2 separate regions of the Homo sapiens genome follow, and region 1 is linked to region 2. Evidence: read pairs that join two places in POLR2A ChIA-PET (ENCODE). Cell type or tissue: PC-3. All regions are shown on one strand. Each heading gives the region's core, and the rest is flanking DNA. Links, peaks and the distances in the headings are about the cores only. Region 1 holds the start of LOC107986764 (a long non-coding RNA gene). Region 2 overlaps C1GALT1 (core 1 synthase, glycoprotein-N-acetylgalactosamine 3-beta-galactosyltransferase 1).

Evidence for each region. ChIA-PET counts read pairs that join two places held together with the same protein. Peaks named below come from ENCODE experiments on the same cell type or tissue, not always from the same donor. Only the 100,000 strongest peaks of a DNase experiment are listed, where the experiment ranks them.
Region 1: POLR2A ChIA-PET joins it to region 2 with 6 read pairs; 2 of 35 experiments call an interaction of 5 or more read pairs at or near these places.

What each region holds. Positions count from the first base shown.
Region 1 is chr7:7,266,777-7,271,988 of GRCh38, reverse strand. LINC03016 (long intergenic non-protein coding RNA 3016) reads right to left here. Exons shown (of 4, transcript NR_108073.1): 3 at 4,547-4,752. It overlaps LOC107986764 (a long non-coding RNA gene), which reads right to left and starts at 585. Exons shown (of 3, transcript XR_002956539.2): 1 at 145-585. In PC-3, for the core only: no CTCF peak of the experiment used is centred there; no DNase peak of the experiment used is centred there.
Region 2 is chr7:7,199,389-7,204,879 of GRCh38, reverse strand. All of the region lies in intron 1 of C1GALT1 (core 1 synthase, glycoprotein-N-acetylgalactosamine 3-beta-galactosyltransferase 1), which reads right to left. Among named protein-coding and RNA genes, the nearest start is that of C1GALT1, 20 kb to the right of the region's middle. RefSeq lists enhancers at 2,738-2,867, 3,018-3,536. In PC-3, for the core only: no CTCF peak of the experiment used is centred there; a DNase peak (open chromatin) is centred at 3,139; H3K4me3 peaks cover 1,097 bases; H3K27ac peaks cover 1,289 bases.

The DNA of each region.
Region 1 (5,212 bases), core at 1-5,000, 67 kb before region 2:
CAGAAAAAGAGCCTTCCACATTTTTTATCTTGAGTATCCCCACTGATTCTTCCCTAAGATGGCTTCTGTGGATCTGGGGGGACAGGTGTGGTTTTTTTATGCATCTTCTGGGTGGTGGACCTAATCCACCTGGTTGGTACTCACCCAGCTGGCACCTGTGGCTGAATTCTGTGGCTGCTGCACAATGTAGAGTGTCCATGAAGTCCCTGCCTGCAGGCTGTGGATTGTCTTCATGCTCCCCTCTATTCTCCACACAAGACTTAGCATTCTTCACATTCTTCCGGACCTCTTCTTCGATGCTGATGGTTGGGAATCATTAACACAGTCCCTGAGAATAAATAGTTGTTTCTTTGCTCTTCATGTGGTTACAGCATGGGCTCATCTGGGATAGGGTAGGGGTGGGAGGACTTTGTGGCCACTCCGTCATCATCATCTCGTCTCTTCTTGACTGATTCAGTCCTGTCCCGGTTCCTCGGGGGCTACAGACACTTCTAATCCTGGGCCTGGTGACCCACTCTGTAATGCTCTCTACAGGGCACCCCACTGCCACTATAACAACCCCCACTGGGCTGCTCCGCACCAGAGACTCAGCAGCTGCAGGATCCTATATAAATACCACAGAGCCACGTGGGGCCACCACAATCTTCTCCTGGCCTACTGTACTGCCAAGTGACACAGCTTCTCTCTGGGTGGTGCAGAACAGCCTATGAGCCTGTCCCCGACCAGTCCCAAGGGAACTAGGACAAAAGCAGCCCTACCCATGCCTAATTCTGCATTCTCTTCAGTCCTCTAAGCTGGGCGGGACAGGGGTGGGGTAAGGTGGGTGGTGCTTGGAACACACATCATCTCTGTACTTGGCTTTCCTAGTTCTTTTCCATTCTGCTTCCTTCTTCCCACCATCCTTTGGGGAAAAAAAGGGTGGGTTGTCTATTTTGTGATGTCGTATCTTCTGCCATGTAGCAGCAGGTCTTGAAGCTTTGCTGTCATAGGGAGTAAAGGTTTCTTCTCTAGCCCACAGGAAAATTCTGTAAGCTAGATCCTCCAGGCTGGGACTATGGTATGTTAAAGAGGAGACAGAGTATTTGGGAAATCTCTCAAGGAAATAACCTGACTTGAAAGTCTTTTTTTTTTCCTGCATAATCTTATTTTTTTAGTGCCAGAATTGGAAAAATATAATATTTTTGCATTCTTTCTTTCTTCAATTACATGGGCACCCAAGACAACTAAGGGAAGGCTACCCTCTCAGAAGGATGAAAGAGAGAAGTGCTTCACTTAATTTTCATCACTTTATCTAGTTGCAAAATAAACATGTTGCTGTGGGAAGCCACCTCATTTCTATATGGAAATGGATGTGTCAGCTTACCAATTCCTTTAAAAAAAATCATGGAAGAGGCAAAGTTTTGGATCTTTTTCTTGGTGGAGTTTTTGTTACCATATAAAGAAGACAGAACATTATTTGTTTTTGCAGGCAAACTTCTTGCAGCAAGTGCACAATAGTGCATTATACAAATAGCTACTCATTTTTCTTTATTTTGTATTCTAGGCAGCAAAGCTTGATGTTTTACCAAGCATAGCAGGAGGTACCATCAGTAAGAACTGATCCACACACATGAAGTGTTAGCTAATGGTTCAAAAAGAAATCTTGGATGAGATTGAACACATTGATTCCTTTCATAGTTAACTGAAGCAGTTCACAAGAGAAGAATTCATCTACACTCTCTTCCTTAGATACTGCAAAAATAACAACAGCTGACTACAGCCATTATTATCACTTGGCTCATCAAGCTGAATACCTAAAGGGGAATAGGTTTTGCATTCTCTATAACTTGCTTCTAGATATCCTGGTTTCTCACTTAAATTTTAAAACAGATCTCATAATTAAATAACATGCTGAGGCTTGTTTGATACATCTCCTTTCAATGCAGTTAAAGAAAAAATTTCAGTGCCACCAGATTCACCCATCACAGGGGCTACTTTTCCTAGGCATATGAATTTTCCACTTGATCAGATGTTGGTATCCAGGGTTTTTCAAGTCACGCAAAGTCACATGTCCGCAATGCTCGGCTGTGATCAAATCCCTCCCTTGTATGTTCATGATAATAAGTATATCTTCTCACATTAAAAAATATTTAATGGGCCGGGTGAGGTGGCTCATGCCTGTAATCCCAGCACTTTGGGAGGCCAAGGCAGGTGGATCACGAGGCCAGGAGTTCGAGACCAGCCTGACCAACATGGTGAAACCGCATCTCTACTAAAAATAGAAAAATTAGCTGGGTGTGGTGGTATGTGCCTGTAATCCCAGCTACTCAGGAGGCTGAGGCAGTAGAATCGCTTGCACCCGGGAGGCAGAGGTTGCAGTGAGCAAAGATCGCGCCACTGTACTCCAGCCTGGGTGACAGAGCGAGACTCCGTCTGAAAAAAAAAAAAAAAAAAAAAAAAAAAAAAAATTTAATATCAGAGTTTCAATGTTTGAAGTAACAAGGTACACAGTTCATTCACACGGCAGTCAGCGCGTTCCATCCCTACTTGCCAATGTAAGAGTGAAGCTGGAAACACCACAGGAGTTACTGGGGAATAAGAGGCTGTCAGTCCCCACAGTGTAAGGAGCCTTCTGGGATCTTGCAGTTGCCATTGGTTGAACACCCCCTCATATGTTCAAAGCCTTGTGCTGCAGGCTATGGACAGCCCTGCGTGAAGCACACAGCTGGGTTTCCCCATCAAGGAGCAAAGAAGCCCCCAGTTCTCTGAGACTCACCATCTATATAGTGTGAGGAATAAACAAAACTTGTGGTTGGGAAATAGAATAATGTTATATTTTCCCATAAATTCTTCCAAAAGTGAATTGCCACTTGCAACTCAGCAGGAAAAATGTCAGTATTAGTGTTGGGCAAGGGACTAATCCAGATTCAATAAAAAGTCTTCATTATAAGACATTTCCTCTCAGGTGAATAACTAGTCCTTTTCATGTTGGAACAGTTACAGAAACTGAATTTTTTTAGTTTATAAAAATTTTGCCTTAAGGTAAGCAACACCTGTTTAGTGAATCTTGAAAAAATAGTCTTTTATTTATTTATATATTTAATGAAATGCCAATTCTTTTTGCAAAGCAAACTGGGATATGAAGATAAAAGGGTAAAAAAAAAAGTTCTTTGATGCATTGTCATAGTGAATGCATATTGAATCTCTCTATATTAGTGACTGTGCAGTATATAATATGCAATATCAGTTACACATCTCCATCTGAAGGAAATTAAATCCTAATTATACAAGAGGAACCCACAAAGTTCACTTTTTCCTTTTAAATGGCAGAATGTTGTTCACTGAGAGGAAATAGTTACTTCTCTGTTCCATGTAATTTTCATAGAACAGATGTGTCTGAGGCTGGTTTTTAAAGAGTGTAGCAGGCATTGTTGGGAATAAATCTGGGGAAAAGTGCACAGGACTAAATTTGGAGAGAGCTGCTTAGCCCTGTGACCTTTACAAAACTATGTCACTGTTCTGTGTTTTGTCTGAGAAAATGAGCTAGCGATAATATCCCAGGTGCCTCACAAGACACACATTCCTAAAGGTAAGGGGTCTTCTGGGTCTTCTGGGATCTTGTAGTTGACATTGGTTGAATACTACCTATGTTCAAAGCATTGTGCTGCAGGCTATGGGTAAGCCAATGAACAAAAGGGACCCAGCTACTGTCCTTAGGGAGCCCACACACAACTTTCTATGCATGGAATCACTTCCAAAATGAGAACTATCAGAGATGACTCAGGGTTATGGTAAAGGTAAAAGACACACTAAATGGAAAATCTGGAAGCTTCTTTAGACAAACAGATTGTGTCTCTATATATATCTAGATTATTAAAGTGTGCTCTGATACAGAGTTAACATATTTCTGAAAAGTTGTGTAAACTGATTGTGGTGAGCATTTTCAGAAACCCCCGAGCTCCCATCCCATCCTTTGTCCTTTGGAATTAATGTGAAAAATGAGCACTATCTTGGCTTTCCTTTCTCTTCTCCCATTTCTCCCCATATACCTATTATTTCTGATTTATTTGTATAATAAATACGGGCTTTAAAGATTGGGTTTTTTTTTTTTTCTTAACAAAAAGCTTGTAGACATGTTTTCTTCAAGTTATTTTCTTAGTTATTATTTTCTGCTATGTCTAATACCAATATTGCCGCAGGGAGTGTGTAAAAAGGGAGGAATGCAGATGTTTTTCTATTTGTTTTTACTATCATAGAGTGGAAAAAACATGGACCAGTTAGAAGCAGCTTCATCACTATCTGTGTAGGTGACCCTAGAATGTGGGTGACTTAGACTTCAGTGCACAAAGAATTGGATGGTTGTTAATGCAAATAACCCAGTCCTCAACACCAGAAATTCTTTCTTGCGTTTAAAAGTAGTCCTGTACACAGTTAGAAATGCTTTCAGCTACAAGTAGTAAAACAGTAAATAATAATATTTCACATAATAAATCTCTTAATAATGGTTCTAGGGTTGATGCACCTCAACAATGTCATCAGTGTCCCTGGTTCTTTCTTTTTGTCCTACCTTCTCAACATGTTAGCATTTCATCCAGTCATCTCAACTTATGGCCACAGATAACTGCTGCTCCCGGTGACACAGTCTCTCACATGCTCAAGGAATGGCACCAGACAGCTCTCCTGTGTACTTTTATCTTTTTTCAGAAGCAAAAGCTTTCCCAAGAACTCCCCACTCCTGGTGGAGTCTCCTTATATGTTTCTGGCTGATTCTAGCTGCAGAGAGATGGGAAATGTATTAGGGTTCTCCAGAGAAACCAGTAGGATGGAGATATATATAAAGAAAATAAGATTTAATATGATAAATTAGTCATGCAGTTATGAAGGCTAAGAAGTAAGTCCCACAATCTGCCATCTGCAAGCTGGAGACCCAAGAAAGCAGGTGGTGGTGTTATAAGAAAGGGGTCCTGATCCAGACCCCAAGAGAGTGTTCTTGGATCTCCCACAAGAAAGAATTTGGGGCAAGTCCATAGAGTAAAGTGAAAGCAAGTAAGTTATTAAGAAAGTAAAGAAATAAAGAATGGCTACTCCATAAGCAGAGCAGCAGCATGGGCTGCTCTGCTGCTTATACTTATTGTGGCTTCTTGATTATATGCTAAACAAGGGATGGATTATTCATGAGTTTTCTGGGAAAGGGGTGGGCAATTCCCAGAACTGACGGTTTCTCCCCTTTTTA
Region 2 (5,491 bases), core at 261-5,260:
CAATACAATGAAGTTAGAAATCAATAAAAGAAGGAAAATGGAAAATTCACAAATGCGTGGAAATCAAACAACCAATGGGGCGAAGAATCAATCACAAGAGTAATTAGAAAATACTTAGAGACAAACGAAAAACACAACATAAGAAAATTTATGGGACACAGATAAAGCAGTGCTAAGGAAGACATTTATAGTTATTAACACACGAAACAAAAAGAAAGTTCTCAATTCAAGAACCTATTTTTACAACTTTAAAAACCAGAAAAAGAACAAACTAAACCCAAAGCTAGCAGAAGAAATAAAACAATAAAGAACAGAGATAAACAAAATGGGAAACAGGAAAGCAACATGGAAAAATCAATGAAACTAAAAGTTGGTTCTTCAAAAAGGAACAAAACTGATAAATCTCTAGCTAGACTAAGAAAAAAAGAAAAGACTCAAATTACTGAAATCAGAAATGAAAGTAGGGCATTGCTAATAGTTTCACAGAAATACAAAGGATGATAAGAGGATACTATAAACAACCGAATGTCAACAACTGCATAACCTAGATGAGGAAAAACTGTGAGAAACACAAAACTTACTGAAACAGAATAACAAACAGAAAATCTGAAAATCCTATATCAGTATGGAGATTGAATGAGTAATCAAAAACCTCCCAACAAAGAAAAGCCCTGGACATGATGGCTTCACTGGTGAATTCTGCTCAACATGTGAAAAAGAACTAAAACCAAGCCTTCTCAAACTTTTCCAAAAAAAAAAACAAAAAAACAAAAAAAAAAAAACAGAAGAGGAGGGAACACTTCCTGACTTATTCTGTGAGGCCAGCATTACCCTGATACCAAAGCCAGACAAAGACACACAAGAAAACCACAAACCAACAAAGGATAGTAGAAACCAAGAAGGGGAAGGGAGGCATAGGGAGAGATGTGTTAAAGGATGCAAAATTACAGCTAATGATAATAGTTGGAGAAATAAGTTATTGTATTCTATAGTACTGTAGGATGACTATAATTAACAATAATAATATAGTTTCAAACAGCTAGGAGGAGGATACTGAATGTTCCCAACACAAAGAAGTGTTTGAGATCATGGATATGCTAATTACCCTGATACATTATATGTACTGTAACATCACTATGTACTCCATAAATATGTACAATGACTGTGTCAATTAAAATTATTTTTAGAAATAGAAATGAGAGCAACCTAAAAAGAGAAAAAAAAAACTACAAACCAATATCCATTATTAACAGTGATGTAAAAATTCTCAACAAAATACTAGCAAACTGAATTCAGCAGCATATTAAAAGATTATATACATCATGACCAAGTGGGATTTATCCTGGAATGCAAGGATAGTTGTACATATGGAAATCAATCAAGGCAATACACCTCATTAACAGAATTAAGGAGGAAAAAAAAACCCTACATGGTCCTCTCAATTGATGCAGAAAAAGTATCTGACAAAATTCAATATGCTTTCATGATATAAACACTCACGAGAAACCCACAGTGAACATCAGACACATGGTAAAGGACTAAAAGCTTTTCCTTTAAGATCAAATGGTAAAGGACTCAAAGCTTTTCCTCTAAGATCTACAACAAGGCAAGAATTCCTGATTTCATCACTTCTATTCAACATAGTACTGGAAGTTCTACCCAGAGCAATTAGGAAAGAAAAAGAAACAAAAGACAACCAAACTGGAAAGAAAAAGTAAAATTATCTTCTTACAAATGATATGATCTTATATGCAGGGAACCCTAAAGATTCCAAAAAAAAAAAAAAACCTGTTAGAACTAATAAATTAATTTAGCAAAGAAGCAAATACAAAGTCAACACAAAAATGAGTTACATTTTTACGCACTAACTAGAACACTTCTTGAAGTAATAATTCCATTTACAACAGCAAAAAAAAGAAACCTTAGGAATTAACCAAGACAGTGAAAGATCTGTACGACAAAAACTACAAAACACTGCTTTAAGAAATTAAAGAATACATAAATAATTAGAAAGACATTACATGTTCATCAATTAGAAAACTTAATATTGTTAAGATGTCAATACTATCCAAAGTGACCTACAGATTCAATGCAGTTCCTACTGAAATCCCAACAATGCTTTCTGCAGAAAGAGAAAAATCCATTCTAAAATTCATATGGAATATTAAGGGACCCTGAATAGCCAAAACAGTTTTGAAAAAGAGGTACAAAGCTAGAAAACTCATACTTACTGATTTCAAGACTTACTACAAAGCTACGTTAATAAAAATAGTGCAGTACTGGCATGAAAACAGACATACAGAACAATGAAATAAAGAATTCAGAGGAAAAAAAGCATCTCACTTTATGGTCAAAGGATTTTTGGGAAGGGAGCCAAGACCATTCAATGGGAAAAGGACAGGTTTTTAACAAATGTTGCTGGGAAAACTGGATATCCACATGCAAAAGAATGAAGTTGGACTTTTACATAACACAATATATGAAAACTAACTCAAAATGGGAAAATAATGGCAGACAGGGCGCATAACTAACTTGGAGCTCCCACTCAGACACACCGAGTAGTGTGTGGAGACTCACACCGTGAACTTTTACTCGAAGAACTACTACCACGGGAACGTACCAGGAAAGCCGAGAGAATCCATAGACCTTTCAAAGGAAGCAGTTTACAGCTGCTGGTCCCCTGAGACAGCCAAAAAACTCTGAGTGCCCAATGTGTGAAAGGGAATGTCTGCCTCTGAACACACATCCTCACTGGGGATCCCAAAGGGCCAATTCACGAGAGAAGGATGTGACCTCACCTGGAGCTGAGATTAATTTAGAGAGCTGTGAGAAATATAGGGATAAAGGAAGAAGCAGAAGAGCCCTGTGGGCACTCTCTGTCACCAGGGAAGCCATTCCTGACTTTGTCTCACAGAGGCCCTTGGGGAGAGCTGCCAGTGGAATTGGGGAAAGACCCCAAGGAGAAGGAAACTTCCAGCTGAACTGTGTAACAGTTTCAAACAAACATGAAGTTTCCTGGACAGAATCGGGGGAGGAGGCAAACAGGCAGTGCAGAAAGCAGCAAAGAAACCACGGCAGGTAGGGAAGCGTGAAACCTGAAAGCCCTGCTTACTTCCTCGGGGGAGGGGGAGGGCATATAGCCTGGGGCAGCTTCTCAATACTGCTCAGCAGCTGCCTGGAAATTAACTCAGTGCTGCTGGAAGAGGCACCTTGGGAGTGGCACTGGCCTTTCGGGCTTTGTGGGAGCTGGGTGAGGCCTGTTACTGCCGGCTTTCCCCCGCTTCCCTGGTCACCAGTATGATCAAAAGGCAGCAGTAACTTCTGCAGACTTAAACATCCAGGTCTGACAGCTTTCATGAGAGCAGTGGTTTTCCCAGCACAGAGTTTGAGATCTGAGAACAGACAGACTGCCTCCTCAAGTGGGGCCCTGACCTCCCAGTAGCCTAACTGGGAGACACCTCCCAGTAGGGGCCGACTGGCACCTCATACAGCTGGGTGCCCCTCTGAGACGAAGCTTCCAGAGGAAAGATCGGGTAGCAACATCTCTGTTCTGCAACATTCGCTGTTCTGCAGCCTCCGCTGGTGATAACCAGGCTAACACGGTCTGGAGTGGACCTCCAGCAAACTCCAACAGACCTGCGGCTGAGGGTCCTGACTGTTAGAAGGAAAACCAACAAACAGAAAGGACATCCACACCAAAATCCCATTTTGTACGTCACCATCATCAAAGACCAAAGGTAGATAAAACCACAAAGATGGGGAGAAACCAGAGCAGAAAAGCTGAAAAATCTAAAAATCAGAGCGCCTCTTCTCCTCCAAAGGAACGCAGCTCCTCGCCAGCAACAGAACAAAGCTGGACGGAGAATGACTTTGACGAGTTGAGAGAAGAAGGCTTCAGACAATCGGTAATAACAAATTCTCCGAGCTAAAGGAGGATGCTCGAACCCATCGCAAAGAAGCTAAAAACCTTGAAAAAAGATTAGATGAATGGCTGCCTAGAATAAACAGCGTAGGGAAGTCCTTAAATGACTTGATGGAGCTGAAAACCATGGCACAAGAACTACGTGATGCATGCACAAGCTTCAGTAGCCGAATTGATCAGGTGGAAGAAAGAGTATCAGTGATTGAAGATCAAATGAATGAAATGAAGAGAGAAGAGAAGTTTAGAGAAAGAAGAGTAAAAAGAAACGAACAAAGCCTCCAAGAAATATGGGACCATGTGAAAAGACCAAATCTACGTCTTATTGGTGTACCTGAAAGTGACAGGGAGAATGGAACCAAGCTGGAAAACACTCTTCAGGATATAATCCAGGAGAACCCCCCCAATCTAGCGAGGCAGGCCAACATTCAAATTCTGGTAATACAGAGAATGCCACAAAGATACTCTTCGAGAAGAGCAACCCCAAGACACATAATTGTCAGACTGAAAGGTCAGGTTACTCACAAAGGGAAGCCAATCAGACTAACAGCAGATCTCTCTGCAGAAACTCTACAAGCCAGAAGAGAGTGAAAGCCAATATACAACATTCTTAAAGAAAAGAATTTCTAACCCAGAATTTCATATCCAGCCAAACTAAGCTTCATAAGTGAAGGAGAAATAAAATCCTTTACACACAAGCAAATGCTGAGAGATTTTGTCACCACCAGGCCTGCCTTACAAGAGCTCCTGAAGGCAGCACTAAACATGGAAAGGAACAACCCGTACCAGCCACTGCAAAAACATGACAAATTGTAAAGACCATCGCTGCTAGGAAGAAACTGCATCAACTAACGAGCAAAATAACCAGCTAACATCATAATGACAGGATCAAATACACACCTAACAGTATTAACTTTAAATGTAAATGGGCTAAATGCTCCAATTAAAAGACACAAACTGGCAAACTGGATAAAGAGTCAAGACCCATCAGTGTGCTGTATTCAGGAGACCCATCTCACGTGCAGAGACACACATAGGCTCAAAATAAAGGGATGGAGGAAGATCTAACAAGCAAATGGAAAACAAAAAAAAGCAAGGGCTGCAATCCTAGTCTCTGATAAAACAGACTTTAAACCAACAAAGATCAAAAGAGACAAAGAAGGCCATTACATAATGGTACAGGGATCAATTCAACAAAAAGAGCTAACTATTCTAAATATATATGCATCCAATACAAGAGCACCCAGATTCACAAAGCAAGTCCTTAGAGACCAACAAAGAGACTTCGACTCCCACACAATAATAATGGGAGACTTTAACACTCCACTGTCAACATTAGACAGATCAACGAGACAGAAAGTTGTAACAAGGATATCCAGGAATTGAACTCAGCTCTGCACCAAGCAGACCTAATAGACATCTACAGAACTCTCCATCCCAAATCAACAGAATATACATTCTTCTCAGCACCACATCACACTTATTCCAAAACTTACCACATAGTTGGAAGTAAAGCACTCCTCAGCAAATGTAAAAGAACAGAAATTATAACAAACTGTCTCTCAGACCACA